2 separate regions of the Mus musculus genome follow, and region 2 is linked to region 1. A link is a loop called in an ENCODE intact Hi-C map of the cell type or tissue named here. Cell type or tissue: left cerebral cortex. All regions are shown on one strand. Links, peaks and the distances in the headings refer to the core of each region. The heading gives the core; the rest is flanking DNA. Region 1 holds the start of Pgm2l1 (phosphoglucomutase 2-like 1). Region 2 has its middle 7.7 kb from the start of Rnf169.

The links. Hi-C counts contacts between places; a loop is a spot of excess contacts. Peaks named below come from ENCODE experiments on the same cell type or tissue, not always from the same donor. Only the 100,000 strongest peaks of a DNase experiment are listed, where the experiment ranks them.
Region 2: it touches region 1 in a loop (2.7-fold over the local background); 4 of 42 quality-filtered maps call a loop at or near these places.

The regions. Positions count from the first base shown.
Region 1 is chr7:100,221,815-100,232,148 of GRCm38, forward strand. It overlaps Pgm2l1 (phosphoglucomutase 2-like 1), which reads left to right and starts at 5,793. Exons shown (of 14, transcript NM_027629.3): 1 at 5,793-6,220. The coding sequence starts at 6,110. Gm34877 (a long non-coding RNA gene) reads right to left here and starts at 5,591. Exons shown (of 3, transcript XR_869834.3): 1 at 5,316-5,591. In left cerebral cortex, for the core only: no CTCF peak of the experiment used is centred there; DNase peaks (open chromatin) are centred at 5,516, 5,871, 6,434, 6,564 and 1 more place; H3K4me3 peaks cover 3,666 bases; H3K27ac peaks cover 1,969 bases.
Region 2 is chr7:99,982,998-99,993,331 of GRCm38, forward strand. No RefSeq gene overlaps it. Among named protein-coding and RNA genes, the nearest start is that of Rnf169, 7.7 kb to the left of the region's middle. In left cerebral cortex, for the core only: CTCF peaks have their summits at 2,674 (motif pointing left), 5,933 (motif pointing right) and 7,618; DNase peaks (open chromatin) are centred at 1,563, 3,433, 5,939 and 7,601.

The sequences.
Region 1 (10,334 bases), core at 860-8,859:
TGACAACTATACTGACTATAGATATATATTTTTAAGGTTTGAAGATCTCTGTAGAAACTAGGAAGGCATGGGAAATATGATTCCAAATTTGCAAGAGTCTAAAGTAACTCTATAAACAGAAATATAGTAACTAAAATTAAAAACCTAAGCGTGAAGTATCTGGGTTGGTGGCTGTGTTAGGGGTGAAGGTGGCATGTCCTGAGAAGTCACAGAAGCATGGTGTTCCGTTTCCCATCTAACTAAGGATTAACATCAACCTGTTGCAAATTCTTTCAAACATCAAAAGAGGAGAGTGTGCGCCTTTTAAGTTGTTTTATGAGGACAGTATTGTCTTGAACACAGGCAAATATATCACAAGAAAATATATTTTTTAAGATCTCATGAATATGGACACATAAGTCAATGGTAACTAGCAAACAGACACATAAGAACATCACGAGGAAATGAAAGGAAAAACAAGGTATAACTTCTGAAACTTCATCTTCACATGAATATATGAACATGGGACTTCAGAATGCAAGTCTTCTGCTTATTTTGTGAGATATAATATTCAACATTTTATTCTTTTTGATACTATTGAAAATTATTTTGTTAACTTCATTTCCACAGAGCTCAAATGTTTAGATTCGATTTTATGTTGATGTCATAGCTTGAAACCCTATAGAATCTATTTACTGATTCTAATAAAATTTTTATATACACAGATCATGTCACCTCTGAATAGTTTATTTCTTCTTTTGCAATATGAATGCCTTTGACATCTTTTCTATGTTGTTGTTCAGTTGCACTAGTTAGACCCTGGATGAAAATGGCAACAGCAGACCTTTCCTTCCTGGTCCTCATCCTACTGAGGACCAAGCCCAGTACTGCATTGTTAATTACAGTGTTGGCTAACTGTAGACCTCTTCCAGACACAAAGTTTCCCTGAGCCCCGAGGTTATTGTATGTTTTTATCACGAAAGAGTGCTAGAGTCTTTCTAATACTTCTCGTATTTATTGAGATACCAAGCGAAAACAAAAAGCCTGAGCATGTTACAAGATGGACAGATCTTTCTTTCTTGTCTTGGAACAGGATCTCATTCGGTAACCCAGGTTGGCCCAGAACTCAGTGTGTAAGCCAGGCTAGCCTTAACTCACAGCAATCCTCTTACCTTAGCCTCCAAAGTGCTGGGATTAGAGGCATGAGCCATCGTACCCAGCTAAAATGAGTAAATCTTAGAGAAATTATGCTAATTAATGAAACCAATGACAGTGACCCCATACATGACATGGTTTCATTTAGAGGAAATGTTTACAATGGGGCAATCTCTAAAGAGATAAAGATGTATTTGTGGTTGCTTTGACGGGGGGGGCGGGGGGAGTATCAAAAGATTTGAGTGATAAGAGGGCTGATAGTGAAGGGCACAGGGTTTACGAGATGGTGAAAATGTTCTCAAGTTGTTCTAAAATTCTTATGTATGTATGTATATATGTGTATATATATATGCATCTATGAATGATTTTTAAAAACCGTTTAATTGAATACTTTAAATGCATAGATTATATGGCATCTGAATCATATCTAAAGATAGATACTGAAAATGGAATGAGGCACTCACACACAGGCAGCAGCTTTACACCTGGACAAGGATGAGAGCAGGGCCTCCTTATAATTTGCACCCTGGGTCTGTCACTTTGCTTCACTGTAGCCCTGTTGTGCCTGCAGCCATTAGCTAGACCTTACACGAAGATCTCTTTCTGTTTGTTATTGTTATAGTTCCGTGCATCAGAAGAGGCCTGAAAGGAGGACATTGCTTACATAATTCTTCCTTTTTACACACACACACACACACACACACACACACACACCCTTTATTAATAAAAAGCTAACTAGGGTTTATGACAGGTATTTCAGTAAGCAACAAGAAGAGAATATACTCTTTACATAAAACAAAATGACAGATTTCTTCAAGATTTAATGTCTTTGTTGGCAGACAAGATGGATCAGCAGGTAAAGGTACTTGCCACCTAGCCTGATGACCCTAGTTCCATTCCAAGGCCCCATATGGTGGAATAAGAGAACTGATTCCCACAGTAGTTTGTTGACCTTCACACATATGCTGTTGCAACACACACACACACACACACACACACACACACACACACACACACACACCACGCACATACACATACCACGCACATACACACAACAATATATTTTAAATTTTAAAAGGATTTAATATCTTATTCCTGAGTTGTATTTAGTGTGCCACATCCAGGACCTGGCAAGGCTTTAGAGGACATGGTAGTGATAGCTAACGATCTTGCTTGTCAACTTGACTGTATCTGGAGCCAAATAAAACATAAGGCACTGCACACTTCTGTGAGAAATTTCCTTGATTAGATTATCTGAAGCAGGAAGACTCAGCCTGGATACCACTAGCCCAGATAAAGACATGGAAGAAGGAAACTCTCCCCACCTCAAATTTGCTCTCATTCTTCCTGGTAAATCCATTTATCCTATCCTGTAGCTGGTACATTCCTTCACCATTATCAGAACCAACTTCTTTGGGCTTCCATTGTAAACTGTAGACCAGCCACTGGGACATGTCCTTGAATAGCATATTGAGACCTACAAGCCTCTTCCTAACTCACACTTCCTGGCCACCATGAGGTGAGCATCTTTGCTCTACTTTTTTGTTTTGTTTTGTTTTGTTTTTTCAAGACAGGGTTTCTCTGTATAGCCCTGGCTGTCCTGGAACTCACTCTGTAGATCAGGCTGGCCTCAGACTCAGAAATCCGCCTGCCTCTGCCTCCCAAGTGCTGGGATTAAAGGCATGTGCCACCACACCCAACTTTTGCTCTACTTTTTACTCCTTGCTGTAACAGACTGCTTTTCCACACATCTAAAACAACAGAGCCAAATGACCATAACCTGAGGTCTGTGACATTGTAGGCCCAAATTAACCTTTTTTTCTATTAAGTTGATTTATTTAAGCATTTTGTCACAGTAATGGATAGCTGACTGACACAATGACACAACTATAAATATATATAACACGTATAATTGATACATGCATATGGCATAACAAAAATGCATACATTATTGATTATAGTATACAATTATGTATAATGTCACATTTGTGTCAAAAAGGGGACTGCCTATGTAACTGTGGTCTCGTAAGGTTTTTCCTTACAAAATGATGCTATAGTCACTCTATGATGTTCATCTAATGATAAAATTGCCTCACAATTCATTTCTCAGAATGCATTTCCATTCTGAGAACCAAGACCTCACTTTCACAGTCACAGAGTTGACAAACTTTTAGCAAATAAAAATACAGTAAAAACACAGGACCCTTTGGACAAACCCCAATAGAAATGGAAAGCTTCTGAGAGTTTCCCAACTTCCCCTTCTGGACACACAATGTTCTCAGATTGAGTGAATTGAGAGTCTCCGTAGTTACCTTTCAGTGTCTAACCAATAAGTCTAACTAACCTGTTGGGGAAGACTCAGGTAACCCGTAATATCTGTTAGGATTTTGCTGATAAAAGTAAGGAAACATTGGTTGAAAGGGGTATTTAAGTAGAGCCTGTGTTCTCCTGTTTTTACTACATGTCCTATATCATTTCATATATTGAAAGTTGCTGATTTGGTACTATTACTTGGTATTTAAAACTAATTGTCTCAGCCAGGCGGTGGTGGCGCACACCTTTAATCCCAGTATTCGGGAGGCAGAGGCAGGCGGATTTCTGAGTTTGAGGCCAGTCTGGTCTACAGAGTGAGTTCTAGGACAGCCAGGGCTATACAGAGAAACCCTGTCTTGGGGGGGGGGAAATTGCCTCATAAAAAATACTGCATAAAATATTTAAATATTAATTATTAGATTTGTTAAAATGCAAATCTGTTTCAGTAGAACTTTACTGAGTACTAAAATTTGCATCTCTTAATATGCTTCCAGAGGATGCCAACATGTTGGTTCTAATATGTACTTTGATAATGACCATCTAGGTCACAATCAACAGCTATCTTTATGGAGGTACCGCGGCCATTTCAAAATTCAGGATTGCTGGGATTTATGTTCACTAATATAAAATATATTTTAAACAACCTCATAGTGGACTTGAGAATCACTCACTAATGGATTTGAAATGCCCTCTCCTTTTTTCTCAGTTGGCTTATTTCCTGTTCTTGAAATCCCAGTGCAGGTCCTCCTGCTTGATGGTTTCATTTCCACTATTTGCAGCAAGCTCTTCATCGTGGACTAAACATTCTTGCACATATCCTATCTCTCCAGATTTTATTTCTGGGGATTTTGGTTGTGACCCTAGCTTTAACAGCTGAAGCATCACTCCAGCCCTAGATTTTACTTCTTGAAGGGAATTGTTTATATTCTTCTAATATCAGCTCCTAGCATAATTCTTGTTTTGTTGATTTTTAAGGCAAACACTGCAACCCCTTACAATGACATATATTATTTTTCAGAATCTCTCAATACAATTATTTTATGCTAGTAGTTTGGATTTTATTAGAACAAATGATGTCTTTAAAAAATAAAAGGAATACTTTGGATTTATTATGTCTTTTATCTTTGAGCCTCAAAACACTCTAAAACTATTTCTTCAATTACTGTACTGTCATGCTATAAATATTATATAATCCTTACAAGAGCAAAAGGCTGATGAGGAAGAGTTTTAATATACTTGGTCAAGTCACACCAAGAAGGTATTTGGCACAGTGTGGTGGTGCACACCTGGAATTCCAGCACTCAAGAGTTCAATTTCAGCCTGGCGTATATTATGTTCAAGGCTAGCCAAAGCCATAGAGGAGACCCTGTCTCAAAAACAGAGAAAGCAGAGTGGTCCATATACAAGACTTCAGTATTTCTCTGGCCTCAAGTAATGAGACCTGAAAGGCGCACATTTATAGAAGAAAGAAAGTGAAGGTGTTCATTTCTTTTTTCCTCTGTATTCCTACTTGTTCATGAATTTTATGATGTTTGTACATTCTTAAAATAGGGTTAAATGCTGACCCATCATCTGACAACCTTCTTATCTATTTTCCAGACATTATATTCTCTCTACCTCTATTCCGCGGCTACAACTGAACAAAAACAACTGCCAGCTGAGGTAACATAACAGACTGAAACCCGCATTCATTTCTCAGGAACGCTACTGCTCAGAAAATTCGGTTTGCCTTTCAGTTCCTTCTGTGTAAAGTGGGAAAGGAATATACATACAACCTACCACACAGGATGAATGAAATGACAAAAAACGACTCGTAAACTTTCAAGTACAAATAGATACCGTTGTTCCTTACGTCATTCCTTTTTTACCTTAAAGCAGGAGACCACCACTGCACAACATAAGTAAGAAGCGTCAGGGAACAGGTGGTGCTTTTTCTCTCCGAGGGAAGGGAAAGGCAACGGGTGTACAGAACTCGGGGAACCGGGGAAAACTACAACTCCCGTGAGGCGTCACGCGCGCCACTTTGGGCTCCCAAGCGAGACCAAGCCCTGAGGCGAAGAGGGTGGGGCCTGCGCGCGCCGGGGACTCTCCTAGTGAGTGCAGAGGCGGGCTGCTTGAGACGACGGGGACACCAGGTGGAGGCGCACGTGCGAGTGCGGGGCGGGTGATAAGGGAAAGACAGCTGAGGAACGGCATTAAAAAAACAAAGCCAGCTGTGCACTGTCGCCTCAGCGGACAGCAAACGCTGCAGCGGAGGTGCGGGGCGCGCGCTCCCGGGCTCGCGCCTCATGCCTCGGGCACTCGGACGGGCCGGGGCGGGCGGGGGCGGCGCGGGCGGCGCGGGGGCGGGGCCTAAGGCGGCGCGGGCGAAGGCGGCGACCCAGACATCTGGGACTGTTGTTGTTCTCTCGCCTCACGCCCGCCTCAGTCAGTTCGAGCTGAGATCCGGAGCTAGTCTGCTGGGAGGCGGCTGTCCTGTCTCCGCCCTCTCTCCGGGTTCGCTGGAGCTGCGGCAGGAGCTGGCGCGGACTGAACAGCTCGCGGTTGGTCTCCGATGCCCTTCGTCAAGGAGGGGGTTTCTGGACCCTGGTGAGCGCACCTAGAGCCCCCCTGACTCAGTGTCTTCGCCCGCCCCTCGGGCCCGCAAACCCGTGTGTCTACCATGGCTGAGAACGCAGATGATGACCTGAACTCTAACCTGCTCCACGCCCCCTACCTCACTGGGGACCCCCAGCTAGACACGGCCATCGGGCAGTGGCTGCGTTGGGACAAGGTGGGTACCTGGTCACCCCGGCATCTGTCCCCTCTTTCTGCTCACCCTCGCACAGTCCACCCTTTCCGGTACCCACCCAGGGCTCTGGAGGCTCCAGGGGAGATGGCTCCAGCCAGCGCAGGGCTAGTGGAGTTGGGCGATGCCTCTCACCTATGCAGGGGCTGCTTTCCCCGGCGGGCTGGGCTGGGCAGGGACGACTGCAGTCTCTTTCTTTTGTGGTAGGCTACACCGCAGTCCCGCTTCCTCCCTTGCTGCCCCTTCCCTTCCAGTGAGTATCATCTCTCATGGTCAAAATACTTCGTCCTCATTCTCATCGTTGTAAGTTATCCTCTGTGTACTATGCATCCATCACCTTTCCTCTTTCTCCTTTGACTTCCTTCTCTGCAGAACCAGAAAGTGGCTTCTGGTTCTTGAACGTTACTAACCACTCACTATGTTGCTCTGCTGTGTTTCCACCCTCTGTCACTAGGTAATCGCTGGCTAGGTATTCGCTAGTCTATTTCACTCTTATTTTCTGGTATCACCTTTTGCTATTAAATGTGACAAGGGTTCTCCTCTTATTTCATTCCTCTGCCGGCAGTTATTTATTGGAAGTATCCTGTTCAAAAAATTGTCATGGACATCTAGAATAGTCTAGTTGTACTGATAGAATTTGCACCATTCTCAAATCTTAAAAGGCAGATTCTGATCAGATATTTAGGAATTGCTTAGGAATTTCAGAATTGCTGATGCCATCGTTTCTTCTCTCTCCCTCCCCTTGTGCAGGTATATAGGGTGGGTTGGTGAAAGCTAGAATTAAAATGCATCCTTTTCACTTGTAAACGAGGCTCTTGGAGGCTTTTTCAGAGGGTGGGATGATAATCCCAGTGTTTGTTTTCTCAAGTGCATATGATACAGCTGCTAAAACAAAAAAGGCAGCACATTTAAAACTGAATTAAGGGGTTTGTATGGAGGTATGTGAGATTTTGTTATACAAAAGAACTACTTAATTAGCTTTCTGAAAAAGTTTATTTTCATTTTTTTCCAGGTATCTATGCATTTAAGAAGGGAAACAAAACAAAACAAACAAACAAAAAAACCCAACTAAATACTGAGTGTTCTAGGCCAGACAGGAAATGCTGGTGGTGAGAAAGATAGAAAGAGTTCTTGCCGTCAGCAAGCCTTTAGTTCGTAGATAAGGAAGTCCAACAAATAAGCAATTACAATAAAGTATTTGGTGTTACTGGGTCATATATTTCTCAGATGTTCTAATCCTTCTTCTAGAGTCTGAACCAATGTTTCTCAGACCCGAAAGTGCTAACAGATCATCTGGGAATCTTGAGGCATTTGTTGACCAGACAACTAGGGTGGGGCCTGACAGCCTTAGTGAGCTTCCAGGTGATTGATACCAGTTCTGCTGATTTGTGCACCACACTAAAAATAATGACACTCTTTTCTCTTTCAGTATCAGTTTTGTCCGTGTTTTTCCTAATAAATATCCCAGTTGAGTGAATTAATACTTTATTGTCTACTGCCAATATATACTGAAATATTTAAGAACTGTAAAATGCATATAAAAATAATGCTCCAACAGTTATAGTAGCAATAAACAAGGTTGCAGTCATTCAGTGCTTATGGGAGTTCAGAAGTGAGAGTTATCATGAAGTGGGTTCAAGAAGACTTTATGAGAACATGGAATATACATGAAAAGAAATATACATGGAAAGCCTACATGAGAGAGAAGATAAAATAAATGTAGACCTCAATGAGCATAAGAGGATAAAACAATGGCTCCCAAATATAATATAGGGAACAAGTAATAAGTGCCTTAACAGAAAAACAGATTTAAGTAATTTTATTAATTATATATTGCTGGTCTCTTTCTTAATGGGAGATAGTGCTTTTATTTGAGAAACAAAGGTTTATCTACTGTAGATTGATATTTAAGTAAGCTAGGCTAAGTCCAAGGCCACTAGAATTTAGAGTAAAAAATGAAATTTAAGTTTTCATTATATGTTGACTGTACTTACAGTCTTCTAATGCAGAGAGTCTGAGCTCAATCTCTGATTAATACCAATCAAGGAATCCGATAGTGCTGCTGATTCTTGAAGATTGATGAAACATGTGATAAGCTATAAATTGGTCTCAGGGCAATTTGCTATTTTCCGTAGTCAGGAACATTACTAATTTTAGCTTTGGTGACTTGGTGTACATTGAAAAGTCTTCATGAAAAAAAAAGATATTATTCTTGTTGAACTTTCTCATTTAATTAACATTCAGATTTGCTAAGATGGAGAGGGAAGACTGAGAGTCAGAAAGATGGAAAATTGAATGTGTGTAGTTAGCACATTTGTGTCTGTCGGAGCTTAGGGTACATAGAAATCTTTGGAAAGGTATGTGAAGACCAGATTGTTGAAGAGCAGTAGTATATCATTAGTGGCCTTCAGCAATTAAGAGTATATGTAAGTGCTAAAAAGAAAATAGTGCAAGGACGTAGACCCGGCATAGTTACTCTTGCCTACAATCTCAAAGGTGGGAAACTGATACAGTCAGAGCAGTTAGAGTTTGAGGCCAGCCTGGGCTACATAACGAGTTCCATGCCAGCCTGAATAGCGTGAGACTTTTGTTTTTTATATTTTGTTTTTCTAATCAGATTTACTGTGGGTAGGGTACTCTTGTGTAGCTGCTGTAGGCCAACTTTCTATCAGCAGACTTACCAGACTTGGATGGATACAACCTCCTACTAGCATCCAGGCTTTTATTTAGTAGATTCGCTTCCCTAGTTTCAAAATGAGTCAGTCAACTCAAGGTCATAGAAACTGATGACTGATTTAAGAATACTGTTTTGTTAACTTGTGGCTTATGATCCAGATGCAGTAGATTTATTTCTAAATCAGGCATTTGGTAGATATACCATAGGAAAAGCCAAATAATCCAAAGATTTTTGGTGATTATAAAGTCAAACCACAGAGAGTAAAACATACAACATTTAACAGCATCAGCTTGTAACAAGTAAATGCATCCATCTCTGTGTGGGGCCATGCTATTACTCTAACCCCATAAGTCCAGGGGTCAAGGAGTTCCTCCTATCAGCTGTGCACAGAGAACTCCATTACCAATGTGTTCTCTTCCGCCCTAGGGTAAGGCTCATACCTCCATCCTATTTCTTTCATTCAGGGCTTTCACACATTGTTAAGTTACAGACAAGCAGTCCTGGCAAAAAAACTGGGTTCTTTAACATCACAACTGTCTTTTGATTCTGTTCCAATGTGAATTTTAATTCTCTGTAAGAAATTTATATCTAGGATATAAAACACTGGTAAAGTATGGGTGGGTGGACAGGGAAGGGAGACTGAGACACAGGGCAGAACTGCTTTGCTGACTGTAACAGCAACAACAAATATCCTGTATGTTGACAACAATATGGAGGCAGGAATTTGCCATGGCAATTTAAGAAATAAGAACATTCTGGTCTCAGAATGTAGATCTATATTAAGAAAGAGTAGAATATGAAATTGAAGATAGGTTAGACTTAAAAAGAGCTTGGAAAAGTAAATAAAAGATGTCAATCTAAGCCAGTGATTTTCAGGTGTTTAACAACAGAACATTTTTCAACAAATTAACCAGAACGAAAGGCTGTGAATTAATTCTTCAAGCCTATTTTATTATATAGTAAGAATCTGAGCCTGGGTAATGTATAAAGAAAGGAGGTTTATTTAGCTCAGTTTGTATAAGATCAGGTAGCCACATTGGTTTGGCTTGAGTTACAGCCTTATGGCATATGTAAAAGGGATTACACAGTGAGGCAGGAAGCCCGAGAGCAGGGAGGAGTGAGCCTTGCTGTTTAAATGTTCTCTCCTGTTACCTCCTCTCCTCTCTTCTATAAATTACAGCTTACTCTTGTTAGAACTCATCCACAAACTCCCTAGGAAGTGCCTTTGGCAGTGACCCAGTTACCCCACACTAGGACTCAACTCTTAAAAGCTTCTACTACCTTAATACCTCAGACTGAAGACCAAGTCTTTGGTATGGGAAGCCTTGAGGTACAGGCCACATTTAAACTGTAGTGCTTTTTAAAATTTGATAGTTGTATAGTTATTCTTTTGAAAAATTAAATTAAAATGTTTAATTTAAT
Region 2 (10,334 bases), core at 1,295-9,294, 240 kb before region 1:
TTTTCTCTCCTCTATGCTGTTGCCAAGGTAATCTTTCTAACACAGCAATGGTGACGAGGTGCAGGGGGTGGGGAGAGACAGATCTGTGGAGAGTTATTCATGAGGAGAACAGGAACAAGAAGATGGCTCTGAAGTTTCAGTTGACTGTGATCATGGTTGACAAGCCAGCAAAACAGAGCAACCAGGAAGGAGCACCAGCCTGAGAAGAGCACCAGCCTGAGAGGGGAGAAGGACTGAAGGCCGGCAGACATTTTGTTACATCGCATTTGCCACCATCATCTAAACCTCCACTCTGCTAAGAAACCCCTCATTCTGCGCCTCTCTGACGAGAGGAGGGAAGCTGGCGTAGGAAAGCATCTAACTGCTCCCTGCCTGGAGAAGCCAGGACTGGTCATAGGTCTTGGGCTCTACTCGCTTCCCACTTCTCTCAAAACTCTGCATCTTTGGTGAGTGGCAGATTTAGAGACAGATTTAGAATTGTTCATAGCAACAAAAACAGTGGGTATCCAACAGCAAGGGATGTTGGGTGGGAACTGGGGGAGGTGTGGTGTCCTTCCCTTGGTGATAGTAGCCACTGGATTGTTCCTGTGGTACCGGCTGCCCTTTCCAGTTGACCCAGTTTTTCCTTAAACCGTTCTCAGTTCCTGTCAACTGTGCTGTAATTCTTGTTGTTTTGAGGCATCATCCGAGACTGGTTGTTAAGGATGCTTCACAGGTTATGAAATGATACAACAAGGTTAGACCAATGGTCTAGAACAGAAAAAAAAGCCCAAACAGTGTAACTACCGTGGCAGGAATGGAGATTTTCTAAAGAGACAATTGTGCTCCTCCCTTTAGATATTGAACTATTGGAATAATAGATTCCATGGTACTGGAATTTCCCTGGAAATCCTATACTGGGAGAAGGAAAAGACTAGAAATGGTGCCAGGCAGAGGAGAAACTTGTCTCTCAGAAAGAAACTTCACACGATACTGACAGCTTGTCAGACCACCTTGAAGGAAATACTACAGCCCAGGCAATGAGAAAGGACAGGACCACACTTAGACCAGGGCTGTTTTAGAGCTAAGCTTCATGTCTAGACCCAGAAGATGGACTTGGCCAAAGGAGGGGGATGTGGTCCATCTGACCTCTGTGTTCCTCTTCCCCACCGGGGCCACACTGAGTGACTCTTTCTGCTCATCATCCTTACTCTACATTTTTCATCATCTATCGGGGGACCAGTGACTGAGCCCCTGGGGTACAGTGCAGGATCCAAGGCCAAGGCCTGCTCCCAGCAGGATAGTGACATGATAGGCCATGCTCTTTGTTCTCATCCTCCAGTGGCTATACCAACGACCAGGAAAAAGTGGGACCCATAGAGCCACTTTAACACAGGATGCCAACTAGAACAAGAATGGAGTCCCGTGCTTCAGTCACCACCCCTGTCATCCAGGCTGAGGACTGCATGGCCGCCATAGTGCCTCAACTGGAACAGCTCCTAAATTGTCCTAAACTAATCTTAAAACTCTGCATCCACTCCAGCAAGCCTCTCTCTGCACTTCCTTCAGGCTGATGACCCCAGTTTTGCTCTGCTGGGCTGATGGACTGTGACACAAGGTAAGACCATTCAGACTGAGTCTAGGTGGAAACAAGGCTGTGTCTCTTTGCAAAGCCAGGAACTCCTTCACACCCGCCCACAAAGACTTCACACCATCTAGCACAAGAAAAAAAAAACCCACCCCTTAGACCTCCTTAAGACTGCTCCACTCTTTGGGCTGCTAATTTGTCTCCTTTTTTGTTTCTTCCCTTTGGTTTCAGAAAAGGTTCTCAAGATGCCAATCATTGTACCCATCACTTTGATGCTGTCATCCGTTTGACCCTTCCAGGCTCTGTATGAATCTCCTTGACACTCTGTTTCTGCCTCTTCAAGGTTACAATCTAGTAGGCAAAATTATGCACCCATAATTATAACAAAAGAATTGTGGCAAAGCTAGAAGCAGTCTAATGAGACACACACACACACACACACACACACACACACACACACACAGTCTCCTGGTAGCAGAGAGCATAGGCAGAGTCCTAGGGAAGTCTCACAGACTTTGAATTCTGCTCTAACAGTGAGTTCACGCAATAGACAGGAAGGAAGGAAAGAACTGAGGCTCCAAGGCAACAAAGCTCGGCTGTGTGTGTGTGTGTGTGTGTGTGTGTGTCTGTGTGTGTGTCTGTGTGTGTGTCTGTGTGTCTCTGTGTGTGCCTGTGTGTGTCTCTGTGTGTGTCTGTGTGTCTGTGTGGCAGAGATGGAGGGTTAAGGGATGGTGTTCAGACTAAGCAATTCAATGTGGGAAGAAGGAACATAGGGCTGGAAATAAGCCTAGAAAATTGGGGGGAAATGAACTAGGTCCCCCAAGCCTGAGGAACTGAGCTTAACCCTCAAGCCCCAGGTGGTAGAAGACGGACTCCAAGTTGTCTGATCCTCATAGGCAAGGCTGGCATTCACAGGGGTCACCCCCTCCCTCTCTTCCTTTCTCCCTCTCTACCTCTCCCTACCCCAAAAATGTAAAACTAAAAGGCTGTCTTAATGGAGCTGGAGAGATGGCTCAGTGGTTAAAAGCATTCCAGAAGACCTAGGTTCAATTCCCAGCACCGACATGAGCAGCTTACAAAATGCCTGCAATTCCAGTTTCTGACAGCAAGGCCCTCTTCTGGCCTCCGAAGGCACCAGGCACACTTGAAGTACACAGATAAACATGCAGACAGCACATACATAACCATAAACAGTTTAAAATTAATTAAAAAGAAAAAGTGGTTAAAAAACAAAACTAGAATTTACAGAGCAAATACTACATGGCAGGCACCACATTAAGCAGTAACGGCTTATTTATCTCATTCCAGCCCGTCAGCCTTGCACAATGGGCATGTTTGCCTGTTTATTTATAGAAGAAAGCAATCAAGATCTTTGGGAGCAATCAAAAGATTTGGACTAAAGGATCTTTGCACATGAATTTTATAGGAATAATTCTCAAACCTGTAGTTATGAATATGGGGTAAAAACAGTATCTTCTCCCCACCCATATGGAGCTGAGAGATCACTACAGTACGCCTTACTCAGCACTGATACAGACTGAGAATTCAGCCACAAGAAGGAAGGCTGGGGATGATGACACAGGGCAGCTTCAGGTACAAGGCTTGATGCATCCTATGTTATGAAATCAATTTCATGGAATAACATCCAATAGTTAATACCGTTACCATTCAGTGAGTTTCAAAATACAACACATAAAAAAAAATCTATTACGAAGAAAGCACAAGAGGAACACTCCTCCATTGCAAGCTGGTACAACCACTCTGGAAATCAGTCTTGCGGTTCCTCAGAAAACTGGAAATAGTACTAACTGAGGACCCAGCTATTCCACTCCTGGGCATTTACCCAGAAGATGCTCCAGCACATAACAAGGACACATGTTCCTCTATATTCATAGCAGCCTTATTTATAGTAGCCAGAAGCTGGAAACACCCAGATGTCCCTCAGCAAAGGAATGGATACAGAAAATGTGATACATTTACATAATGGAGTACTACTCAGCTATTAAAAACAATGACTTCGTGAAATTCACTGGCAAATGGATGGAACTAGAAAATACCATCCTGAGTGAGGTAAAATCATCCCACTCACAAAAGAACACACACAGTATGCACTCACTGATAAGTGGATATTAGGCAAAAAGCTCAGAATACCCACAATACAATTCACAGACCACATGAAGCTCAAAAAGAAGGAAGAGCAAAGTGTGGGTGCTTCAATCCTACTTAGAAGGGGGAGCAAAATACTCTCAGGAGGTAGAGGGTGGGCAAGAGGAACTTGAGAGAAAGAGAGGAGGGGGAGGGGGAGAAGGGGGCAGGATCAGGTATGGGAGAAGACAGGGGAGAAGTACAGAGGACCAGGAAATTGAAGAGAGGTGTTCAATGGGGCATGGGAAACTGGGGTAGCCACCGGAAAGTCCCAAAAGCCAGAAAAGCAAGAGACTCCCAGGACCCAGTGGGGGTGACATTAGCTGAAATACCCAACAAAGGGGAGAGAGAACCTGTTGAAATCATATCCAGAGGTTAAGCACAGCCCCCAATTGAGAGATGGGGGTCACCCACCCATCTCCAAAATTTTAACTCAGAATTGCTCCTGTCTAAAGGAAATACAGGGACAAAGAGTAGAGCAGAGATTGAAGGAAATGCCATCCAGAGACTGCCCTACCTGGAGATCCATCCCATGTACAGCCACCAAAATCCAGACACTATTGCTGATGCCAAGAAGTGCTTGCTGACAGGAGCATGATATAGCTGAGCCTGAGAGGCTCTGCCAGAGCCTAACCAATAGGGATGCGGATGCTTGCAGCCAACCATCAGAGTAAGCACAGGGTCCCCAATGAAGGAGTTAGGGGGAGAACTGTAGGAGCTGAAGGGGATTGCAACCCTATAGGAAGAACAACAATATCAACCAACCAGACTCCCCCTCCCCAACCCCCATAGCTCCCAGGGACTAAACCATCAACCAAAGAGTACACATGGAGGGACCCATGGCTCCAGCTGCTTATGTAGCAGAGGATGTCCTCATCTAGCATCAGTGGGAGGGGGAGGCCCTTGGTCCTGTGAAGGCTTGATGCCTTAGTGTAGGGGAATGCTAGGGCAGTGAGGAGGGAGTAGGTGGGTGGGTAGGGGAACACCCTCATAGAAGCAGCGGGAGGGGATGGGGGGGTTGCAGAGGGGAAACAGGGAAAGAGGTAAGATTTGAAATGTAAATAAATAAAATATCCAATTAAAAATACATTAAAATAAAATAAAGAAACAAGAATGCTTGTAGTGAGCAGTTAGTTATCTCTGGCAGGGCAGCATTAGGGAGGCAGAGGCAGTTGGATCTTTGAGTTTGAGTCCAGCCTGATCTGCAGTTTAAGTTCTAGGATAGCCAAGGCTGTTACATAGAGAAGTCCTGTCAAAAAGAGGGGGGGGGGGAGAGAGAAAGGAAGAAAGATTTCCTATGTATATACTGTAAATCCACTTGATTATACGTGCAGCGGGGCCCACTCTCTCTACCTCCTTCAAAGTCTGCCACCCCCACAGTCTTTCTCCCTGACTCTGAGACTTCTCTACTCTCCTGTCCCCTAGACCCTGACTAGAAATTCTAAGTAATCACTTTCGCTTTCCTCCCCTCCCCTCTCCCAACCCTCATTTTAAGATAAAGTCTCACACTGTAGCCCAGACTGGCCTAGAATTTGCACCAGTCCTCCTATCTCCAGCCTCAGAGTGTTGGGACACACCAAGCTTGATTTATTACAGAATTTCTTTAATGAGTGAAAAAAATTATATTATATATAGTTACTGTTTATAAGGGGGCAGAGGTGGCTTTAAACGTATGTCGTGTTTATGATAGAAAATATAAGAGAAAAATCAGCAAATAGCTCTACCCAACCCCATTTCACAGTAAGACATTTAGAGACAGATTTCTCTCTTGCGAGGGCTTGTCATATTATAGTTCAGACCTGCTTTATTCTCACAGAGCCTGACTCCTAGCAACCTCAACAAAGAAATCTTACTAGCTTCACTTTGCCTAGACCAAGTCCCCAAAAGGAAGTGGCCATAGTCCTATTCGAGGACAAGTGTGAGACACAGTGAAGCCATATTTTGTCATAAATGAACAGGTAAGAGGATAAAGTGAGCAGAATGAAGAATTTGCCTCAGAAGAAAATGTCTCTAGTTTGGGAAGAAACTGATGCTTGATGGGTCAGTTAAAGGCCGAGAGCAGAGTGACAAGTGATAAAATTTCTTTGTCTATTCTAGAATGGTCATTGGGTGATGGCTCTTCGTTCACAATCTGTTTGCTGGTCTCAGCTCTACTCTCCCATCCATGGGAACAGCCAGCTAGTTTTCCCGGGCCTCCCAGACTGTGATGTCACCAAGTGACCACCAGGGGGCAAACAGAGCCTGCACTGCCTCTTCCAAACAGTTCCTGGGAAGCCAAAGTCACTCAGAGCTCTGCTGGCATTTGAAATCATCAGAGGTTTCTAACCAAACCCCTTTGTTAAAAAGAAGAAAGCTAAGGTTTAAGGAGGGGAAGGACTCGGTCAAAGCTCTTTAGTGAATCATGTGAACTAGAAACCAATGCTTCTGACAACTCCAGCTCTACCATGTTCTTTCTGTCTCACTGCACTTCTGTTGACACAGGGTCTCACCACACAGCCCTTGCCAGCTTGGAACTCACTATGTAGACCAACTGGTGTCTAACTCACAGTGCCATCATTCCTAGCTAACACTTCTTTCATGTTTTCTACGTAACATGACTGATTTCCAGACTACGTTATAAGAGCAGGAGGCTGGGGAGCGTGTTTTGACCAACAGTATCTCCAGCACTTTCACTGCTGTCTTGCAGACTGCCTGTGCTGTATGCAATTTGAAGGATTCCTTAACAGTGGTGCAGATAAAACCATGTGGAGGTGCAAAGAAGGAAGCCACTACTAGGTGGGCACAGAACTGGATCCAAAGGAAGGATCTGAACTCAACCAAGAAAAAGGGAATTCCAAATGGAAGGGACAGGAGAGGAAGCCAGCACTTAGAGGCACAAAACTCCCTGCACAGGATGGAAAAGACAGATTCTGAGGAGCTGCCACATGTGTATCAGATTAGGGGGGAGAAGTAGAGAAGTTTGGGGTCAGCCGGTGACACGGCCATGTAATCTCAGGACTCAGGAGGTAGAGGAAGGAGGACTGCAAATTCAAGGACAGCCTAGGCACAGAACAAAGTCAATGCCAAGGAGATCCTGAAGGAAGGAAGAGGAGGAGAGGATGGGGGAAGACAGGATGAAAGGAAAAGGAAGGGAAGAGGGGATAGAGGGAAGGAGAAAAGGGGAGAAAGGAGGGAGGGAGCAAGGGTGGGTGGGAAGGGAGGAGGGAGGGAGGAAGGGAGAGGAAGGGAGGGGAGCAGGGGTGGGTGGGAGGTGAGGAGGGTTGGAAGCAGAGGAGAGAGGGGGAGGAGGGAGGGAGAACTCTTCCATCAGCTGTAGAGTTGCTGCTGTTCACGAATTCACTCAAGGAGCCACTGGACATGTTAGCAGAAGCAGGGGTGAGGGTGGGGTTGGAGAGATAGCTCAGTGGTTAAGAGCACTTGTTGCTCTTCCAGAAGACCGGGGTTCGATTTCTGGCACCTACATCAGGCAGCTTACAGCCACCTCAACTCTAGCTTCAGAGATCTAATCCCCTCTTCTGGTCTCTGAGGTCACTGCACACACAAACAGGACACAATTATGTTGGCACACACACATGCACAGAAGTAAAACTAAAACTGAAACTAGCTGGACATGATGGCATGCTCCTTCAATGGGTGCATTCAGGAGGTGGAACCAGGCAGCTCCCTGTGAGTTAGAGGTCAGCCTGGTCTACCTAGCCAGCCCCGGGACAACCAAGGCTACATGAAGACTCTGTCTCAAATAAAAGAAGCAGTGGCAGAGGTACTGGTGACAGTATTATACAATCAGATGTCTAGAATTTGGAGCCTTGAGTCTAAGCTTCCGGGTCCGTGTGAGTCAGATGCTGCCGGTGCGCATGCGTGCTAGCCTCCACAATTCCTCCTGTAACTCACTTTTCTCGGCACAGCGCCTCCTCGTGCATGAGGACTATTTGAAGATTCCTGAACTCACTGGGCTGTTCTCTAAGCACGGCTTGGTAAGTAGCAACCCCACTGAGTTCAAGCAACACAGTTCGAGAAGGGCCTGGACTGCCTGCACGCAGGGAATACTTAGTTTTTATGACCGGAAGCAGTGGTGTGTGCAGGTGAGCAGACCAAGCCAATTTTCTACACTAAACTACAAAAAAGGTTGTCCTAGGGATGAGGTGCAGTGAGCCCACCCATCAAGCCGAGGGAAACCTGGCTGTTATGGCGGCTGTTACAAAGTCTGGGAGAAGATATGAGAGAGGCAGCTGGATGAATGCTTTATCTTTTTTTTTAATCCACTCTTTAAGACTTTCATATGTGTATACAATTCATTTTGATCCTATCAAACCCCCCACTCTTCCTCCAACTTTTCCCAGACTCCCTTAGCCCCACCCCCATACCAACTTCATGTCTTCCTTCGTTAGCCTAACACAGCGGTTCTTAACCTGTAACAGATATCCTACATATCAGATATTTACATTATGATTCATAACAAAGGGTCGCAGCACCAGGAAGGTTGGGAACCTGGCTTACAAGTCTAGTCAGTGCGTGCACACAGAAGAACATGGAAGAATGTGCAGCCATTGGTGAGAGCATTGATGAAAGGGGCCTAGGATCCATCCTTTGTTTTATTAAGAAAACAATAAAACCCCAAGGTTATGCCGTCCCATCCACACACACCCCTAAGGTCCAGCTCATCCTGGAGTGTTCAAGATCATGGAAGTATTGGTGTAGGCGTTTTCTTACTTTATTGGGTTCTTCTGTCTCCACCTCCTTTCTAACCCTTATTCCACCCTAATCCCTTCCAACCCCCAACACTAGATAGGAGAAAAGAAGGTTAGAGGGGAAAATGGGTGTGGCCCTCTATAGGCGACTTCCTGCTGATTCAAGTCATCAGATTCCTTGGGGCAAGTCCAGTCTTTGTTATCAGGATGTCCAGCAACAGCCAACACACAGACCATCTCAGGACTCCACCTCCCCCCCCCCCCCCCCCGAGCACAAGACAATCTAAGTTAACAGCTGTGGACAAACTGGAGCAGCCCCATATCCCACACCTGGGATTAGAACGAAGACATTCACATAACTGGGTTTTTTAAAGAAACCACAATTCCCACTACATGATAGAGACAGATCATGTGTAAGACTTAGGTCAACTACTACTATGATTTTGTTAAATGGACTTAGCATCAAACTGCCCTTTAAAATCCTAGCTCTCTATCTATAGACTAGCAAGACTCTCAGACCGCATCGGAGAAGTTTCTTTTGTGTGGTGGATGGTGCTGAACACAGAAACTCACAACTGGTTACAATACAGAGAAGTAGTTGCGGAGTGTTCAGCTATAAACGGGACATCTGTATCCTTCCCTCTCCCCAATGCTCAGGGGCCACCACGGAATGGGGGTGGGGTGGAAAGATTGCAGGAGCCTGAGGTCAGGGAGGACCAGAGTGAAACAGTGTTTTCTGAACACAAGACCAGGGCACTCATGAACTCAGCTGCTGTGGCTGCCCGCACAACGTCCGCACAGCCAAGAGTCAGAGTGCGAAAGGGTTGGTGAGCCCAACGGAGGAGCTGAGAGCCCTTGATGGCATCTGGAGGGGGAAGGCAGTTTTTTAAAGGATGTAGCTTCCAGAAGGGGGACTGTGCTGCAGTGGATGTCCTATACTCAAATAAGGGACAGCGAAAGTTAGAATAGATGAGTTATTTAATTAAGAAAGAGAACATAAGGCTGGGATAGTGTGGGACATGGGGGGTTATCTGGGAGGAGTTAAGAGAAGGAGTTGGGATGAATATGATTAAAATACATTGTATAACATTATTTTAAAAACCAAAATATTTCTTCAAAAAGAATTATGGTGAATAAAAGATGCCAGGCTGGGGTGGTGGCTGCCTAGGAAGTGTTCTCAGTAAGAGCATGAGAACGAGAACTATAATTCAGATCCATGTAGTGACAGGTCCCCTTCCTCCCCCCCCCCAGCTCCCCCCATAATAGCACCACATCACACAAAGTCAGGGACTCCCCAGAACAAGCTGGCTGGCCAGCTTACACCAAACAGTGAGTTCTAGGTTCAGTGAGAAACCCTGTCTCAATACACACAGTGGAAAATGGTGGAGGACACCAGCCATCAACATCCAGCTTCCACATTCACACACACACACACAGACACACACACTCATGTTATTGCCCCTCCCAAACACACACACACTCACCCCACACACACTCACTTGCCCACACAGGCGAACACACATACACAATCAAGGCACACACATACACTCTCTCACACACACATACACTCATGTACACACAGCCACACACACATATACTCACATGCCCACACAGGTACATGTATACACATATGCACACACACACATGCACACACAGAGGCACACATACACAGAGGCACACACACTCATGCACACACACAGGCAGACACATGCAGTCACGCACACACAGGCACACACACACACACACACACACACACACACACACACGGAAGTGACTCAGAGGGCACAGGATGTAGCTCGAGTGATAGTCTTTTTTCAGCATGTCTGAAGCCAGGGGTTCAATCCCCAGCACTGTATTCCAGGTTGGTGGCCATAATCCCAGCATTCTGGAGGCGGAGAAGGAGGAGCAGAAGCTCAAAAGCATCCTTTACTACC